Regions from separate parts of the Homo sapiens genome. Here region 2 is linked to region 1. The links are chromatin contacts, found by Hi-C or POLR2A ChIA-PET in ENCODE. All regions are on one chromosome and are shown on one strand. The core of a region is the stretch at or near the end of the contact, and the rest is flanking DNA. Distances in the headings are between cores, read along the strand shown.

Region 1 (3,145 bases), core at 169-2,668:
ATAGAAAAGTGAAATTTAGTTTTTTAAGCTGAAAAAATGTGGCGTTAACTGCAGAAAATAAAATTCTTTTTCAATCTGCGTTCCTGTATAAACCAAATTAAGATAACAGACATGAAGATATTTTAAAAAGTAAAAGACACCACATTAATGGTAAGAAATTATTGTTCCTGCAACATATTGATTACATAAAAAGGATATGACACTGCTTTTATAAAAAAGACCCACAGGGCCCCTTTAAGAATAACATCATTACTGCTGACCTTTGAGATTGTTCAGTCTTTCCATACTTTAAGCACAGTTTAAAGAAACAAAAACAAAACTACTGTACTATTTTGAGAGTTGAGCATTTTGAAGCTTCATTTTTTATTGAGTGTCAAAAATTCAGTCAGACAGCTTAACGAGTCATAAGGCTTTGGGATCCTGTGTACACACACACACACACACACACACACACACACACTCAAAGCCATAATAGGTTGAGATGGAGAACGTAAGGCAAACAAGCCTTTCTCAGATACTAAAGTGTCTCTTCTAAACAAGGTTTCAGGACTATGTAACATAAATAAGAAACATAACAAGACAACTTATACTTTAAGACTAGATTCTTACATAAGTGCTCTCCTCCCCTCCTTGGGGTAAAAGGTAAAAATGGTGACTGGACTCAAATAGCCTAATAGCAACATGCACATATATATATAAGGAGGGAAACAGGAAGATACAATTTTTTTTTTTTTTAATTTATAGTCAGGTCCTTGTTCTGTGTGGCCCAGGCTGGAGTGCAATGCAATCATAGCTCAATGCAGTCTTGGACTCTGGGGCTCAAGCAATCCTCCTGCTTCGGCCTCCCAAGTAGCTAGGACTACTGACAAGTATTACCACTCCTGGCTAATTTTTAATATTTTTTTTGTAAAGACGGGGTCTGGCTTTGTTGCCCTGGCTGGTCGCGAATTCCCGGACTCAAGCAACCTTTCTGCCTCGGCCTCCCAAAATGCTAGGATTATAGGCATAAGCCACTGTGCCTGTCCAAAACTTTATTTTTAATGACAAAACCTATTTTCCTATAGCTCTGCTTGGAATGCTGTATTTATCCTAAGCACCAGTTTTGGCCCTAGCTGGCCTGTATACAGCTTTAGGTAGGCTCTTGATCTAGTTTTGCTATAGGCAGGGTAGATCTCAGTATTTCATATTTTCCTTGTGGCAGAGACAGTGTTAACCTTTCTCTCATGGATAGCGGATTCATTGAGACAGATTTTAACTAAGAGCTATGATGATTTATACCTGAACTCCAAATTGAATCAAGAACACACAGTAACAAAAACTCCTCACTTCTCTAAGCCGACTCATGACCCCCTCAGTGCTGTCCACCCTCATGCCTCTGGGGAAAGATGCCTTATAAAGACATTGCTTCCCAGCCAGTGCTTCAGCTTATGCAGTCTCAGGCAGCAGAAATACCCATTACGTTGAATCATCTGCCTTGTGAGGCAACAGAGCTCTCAACAGATTTTTATGCACATAATCATACACAGCACCGAAGAATCATTCTGGGCAGCAAGTGAGTGCCTAGGTCGGAGCTGAGATTTATTTACACACCATTTTGTTTAGATCACCAATAGCCTACTCTTTGCTTTGTATTTATCATTAATTCCAAATAAATCAGGAAGGTGTTGGGTCTCAGCCAGAGCAAGAAGCAGGATGCCTCTCCATCTGTGCTGACTGTTTAATACATGTGTTCTTAATTGGGTGAAGGATATGTTTGGTTCTTGGCTAAGTGTCAAGCATTGAGAGAGAGTGCCACTTTAGTCTTAGGAATGAGAACAAGCCTGACACAGAAATAAAAGTCTCTTCACCAGAAATGCATGCAGTCCTGTAATTAATGCAGACAGCTGGCTATCTGTGGGGAAACAGATCCATTATACACTCACTGTTAGTCAGTGGCGGAGAACGCTTGCTTTAACCCAGAAGGTTGCCTAATTTCCAGGATTAAAATGGAGAAAGTACCATTTATATTCATTTATATTAATACAATTCTTGTCTTAAACTGTAACCATGTACAACAGAGGAATTTCACAAATAAAAACACCCTGGATCATCAACTCAATAAGACTCACTGCCTAGTATTCAGCAGCAGGCAAGTGTTACAAGTAAAAGAAAATTACTAACAGGTGGCCCAAGCATACAAGCTATCAAATCAACAAAAAGCAATCAAATTAACATTTATTTGCCTTAAAGCACTTGCAAAGCAGGCTGATAAACTCATGTGCCAGAGAAAACAAATGGGAAATTTTCATTTCCAAACTTCAGTAAGCAGACATACTGAAATAGTTAAATTTTATTAAGGAAAACTATTTTATTAAGACTTCTCACCAGTTATAAAGAAATCTAATTTGGTTTGAATTTTAGGTCCAACACTTTACTGGGACCATGTCAAGAAACATCTCAAAGCCCCTTGCTTTGCACTGTTGGAAGTATGTAGCCTCATAGCCTCTTTTTTTTTTTTTTTTTTTTTTTTGGACAGAGCTCGCTCTGTCCCCAAGGCTGGTGTGCAGCAGTGCAATCATGGCTCGCAGCTGCCTCAACCTCCTGGGCTTAAGTGATCCTCCCACCTTAGCCTCCTGAGTATCTAGGACAGGTGTGTGCCACCATGCTTGGCTAATTTAAATTTTTTTTTTTTTTTTTGGTAGAGACAGGGTGTCCCTATGTTGCCCAGATTGGTCTCAAACTCCTGGGCCCAGGCAATCCTCCTGCCTCAGCATCCCAAAGTGCTTATAGGCGTGAGCTATCGGCACCCAGCCCAATGTATTCTTTTAAATGAAATCTACTCCAAAAATTGTCTCTATGAGGGATGACATAAAGAAAAAATGGTAAAATATATGTAAAATGCTAAAAATGTAGAAGATACCAGACTTCCAGACTTCAGAAAACAAAAATTAAACAAATTTAAAAATACATAATATACAAATTTAAAATTAATAAAGGGAATCAGCTTAGCACTGAATTGAACTATTTAAGATAAGCTTCCTTTCCTTTACTGTGTGACCCATTTGTTTCTTTGACTCAAGACCACGGTCCCTGCCAGGCTGACATCTTGCCCCTTACCCAGGTAAGTGCCATAAGTCACGTTTCTGTACTCATCCCAGGAGATTAA
Region 2 (3,145 bases), core at 173-2,672, 74 kb before region 1:
GAGTGCCTCCCCGCCCCCACCCTGCACTACACACCTTCCAAATCTGGTTACACTCAAAGACTTCCTCCCTTCCACAGGCCTTTCCCTCCCTCCCCGCAGCCCAGACCGTTAGCTGCAGCCAATCCCGCGGTAGGGGGTGGGCTGGGGCAGGGCCTGGACTTGCGGAAGCCCCCTCCACCGCAGGCTGAAGCAGGAGGAGGACAGACAGGGGTTAAGTCTCCCCGCGCTCGCTCAGTGCCTTTTTAGGTTTCTGAGGCTGGGCCCTGCCTGTCCTGGCCCCCGGGCCTGAACCCAGCTGCTGAGCACATGCACGAAGAGGGCCTCCCGCGCCAGCTCCCCTCGGCCCCAGAGCCCGCAGACGCGGGCAGTGGTTGGGGACCTGTCTTCAGCCCTCTCCCAGCCCGCGGAGGGGCTGTGAAGCTGGGAAGCCACTTGTTTTGTTGGGGGCGGGGAGATGCCCCCAGGAATCAGTGACAGGCACTGGTTCTGTCCTCCCGAGTGTGGGCTAGGGTTGCCCGATGGAAGGAAAGGGAACGGTGAGCCGAGGCGGGAGGTGGGAATGTGCATGGGGAGGCGGCAGCTGGAGGGCTCGCAAACCCTAAGGCCTGGACTCCCCGGGGCACCCAGGGAGTGCTCGCTGTCCCCAGAGGGGTGTGCAGGCAGTGCCCATGGCCCTTGTCGATGGGTGGGAGGGCCGGGGCCAGGGTCTTCTCTCTATACCGGGGGGTGCCCTCCGCCCTGTCTCTCAGCTCCCCGCGCGCCCACCCCGCACCTGTGCCCCTGCCCCATGGGACGACCCTATCCCCGCAGCGCCCGTGCCCTCGCCCCCGGCACTGACCTATGGACACGAGCTTGATGTGCTCGCGCTCGAGGAACTCGAGGGCCACGGACACGTTCTCCAGCTTCATTTGGCGGAAGTTGGGGCGCGGATGGAACTTGCGGTACATGCGCTTCTGGCTGAGCACCTCGAGCAGCGCGATGAGCCGGAGCCCGTCGCTGAGGTCGCGCTGCAGGTCGGTCAGGCGCTTGCCCACGCACTTGAGGTGCTCATTGCACCAGCGCGTGAATGTGTTCTGCTGGATCTTCTTCCACGGCGCGTCCTCCGCCAGGTCCTTCTCCGTGGACGGCATCTCGTCTGTCTCATCGCCCAGGCCGAGGCCGGCGTCTGAGTAGCCGCTGTTGTTCATCATGCTGGCGCGGGCTGGGGGTGCGGCCGGGGCTAGGGCCGCGGTTTGGGCTATCGGGGGCTGTCGGGCGCTGTTGGGGCGCGACCACGGGACTCGCTGCGCTGCGCTGCTCTCCTCTCCAACTTCTCTCGCGCCGGGGCTGGCGGGGCTCGGCGAGGCTCGGCGGGCCTCCTAGGCGCTCGGCCGCTCTCTGGCTCTCTCTCCCTCCAGGGCCGGAGCGGTGCTCGGGAAGGGCGGGCTGGGCCGGGGCGGGGGGTTTAAGAAGCCCCCGGACCGCCGCCCCCCCGCCGCGCCCGCGGCCCCCGGGTCCACGTCAGAGCGCCGGCCTCCCAGGAATGCCGCCCGGCCCGCGGGTGGGGGCCGCGCCGCACAGGACGCCCCGCCCCCGCCGCCCCTCCCCCGCGCCGCCCGGGCGGCGGGACGGGGTTGAGGGCGCCCACCCCCTGGGCCCCCGGTGCCGCCGCGCTGGAAGGTGGCGGGGAGGGCCGACAGTTCTCCATCCACACCCAACACACCAAACTGTCAGGAATGAAATATGCTCCCTCCACACCCCGCACGGGCTGAAGAGGTAAATGGGGAAACTGAGGCCAGTGATTAGGGCAAAACCCACTGATCTGGTGTTCACAGAATTTTCTAGACTAGTTGGTGGCAGGCTGTTGACAGGGCCTGCGAGGGCTGGCTCCTAGCCCAGGGCATTGTCCACCTGTGGACAGGGAAGGGAAGTGTGTGTGCTTGTGCAGAGACGGCCTGAGAGGAAGCAGGGACCTTGCCCGGGCCAATGAAGGAGAAGCCTGCGGGGGGGCGGGGGGTTGTGTGTGCCTCCCAGCCATTGCTTGACTTTACAGATAGAAAAGCCTCATGTAGGGCCCAAATCCAGAGGCCCAGGAGTAAGACCGGGGCCCCTGCCCCTGACTCAGTGTCCCTGTCACCAGCCCGTTTGGCCTCATCGCCTCGGTATGAAGCTGAGCTCAGGAAAAGGGTACCCAGTGACTCACACTGTGTATCCCCCTCCCCCAAGTCTGACTCAACTGAGATGATAAGAGGGGAAGGAGAGACTCTTCCCCCATAGTGCCAGGGAGCCCCCTGGGCAACATGCCCATTTGGGCCACAGGGCAGATCCTGCCAGGGAAAGGGTGGGTCAGCCAGGCAGAAACAGGGAGAGCCCCAGCCAGAGCAGCCAGGGGGAAATGTGACCAGGTGGGTAGGCAGGACCAGGGGCAGAGTGGTCAGGGAGAGCCTAAGGGAGCCAGCTGGGATGCCCAGGCAAAGCTGCACTCAGGGCAAGCCAAAGGCTGCAGGCCTGGGGAATAGAACAGCAGGGAAACCGAGGCACCCAAACAGACTCTGGCCTGGGGTGAGGAGAAAGAGCTAGAGAACGTATTTCTTTTTCTTTTTTCTTTTTTTTTTTTTTTTTTTTTTGAGATGGAGTTTTGCTCTTGTTACCCAGGCTGGAGTGCAATGGCATGATCTCTGCTCACCGCAACCTCTGTCTCCCAGGTTCAAGCAATTCTCCTGCCTTAGCCTCCCAAATAGCTGGGATTACAGGCATGCACCACCACGCCCAGCTAATTTTGTATTTTTAGTAGAAACGGGGTTTCTCCATGTTGGTCAGGCTGGTCTCGAACTCCCGACCTCAGGTGATCTGCACGCCTCAGCCTCCCAAAGTGCTGGGATTACAGGCGTGAGCCACCGTGCTGGGCCTAGAGAATGTATTTCTATAAGGAGAGGATCCATTCTGCAACTTTGTAACATACGTGCAGCCATATCTCCCAGTTCCCCCTTTTTCAAGCCATGTGTCTTCAGCTTTCCCATCCTTCTAGACCTAGTAAGTCTAGCTGAGCTGGCTAGGAGGCCATATCTGAGCCTGAGAAGTTTCTTTAAGCCAGGGAAGGTTCTGGGCCCTTTTAGATGAATCATTATATCTAATTCCTCTTCTACCCCTAGACCTGGTGTAAAAG

The links. Hi-C counts contacts between places; a loop is a spot of excess contacts on that map. ChIA-PET counts read pairs that join two places held with the same protein, here RNA polymerase II (POLR2A). Pooled maps may share reads with other maps.
Region 2: a loop to region 1 is called in a map of transverse colon, with 9 times the contacts of the local background. The contact joins the promoter of FLNC here to the enhancer-like site in region 1. A Hi-C loop is called at or near these places in 19 of 168 maps with a recorded cell type or tissue (IMR-90, Right ventricle myocardium inferior, ascending aorta and 12 more) and 15 of 50 pooled maps. POLR2A ChIA-PET finds 5 or more read pairs at or near these places in 12 of 52 experiments (AG04449, AG04450, BJ and 9 more).

Annotation. Positions count from the first base shown.
Region 1 is chr7:128,754,674-128,757,818 of GRCh38, reverse strand. All of the region lies in intron 3 of CALU (calumenin), which reads right to left. Among named protein-coding and RNA genes, the nearest start is that of CALU, 17 kb to the right of the region's middle. Within about 2 kb of position 1,418, at least 6 of the 41 ENCODE cell types and tissues checked have a DNase peak (open chromatin) inside an H3K27ac peak, as active enhancers do; they include IMR-90 and transverse colon, where a contact is called at or near this core.
Region 2 is chr7:128,828,683-128,831,827 of GRCh38, reverse strand. It overlaps FLNC (filamin C), which reads right to left and starts at 1,422. Exons shown (of 48, transcript NM_001458.5): 1 at 839-1,422. The coding sequence starts at 1,190. RefSeq lists a silencer at 1,205-1,366.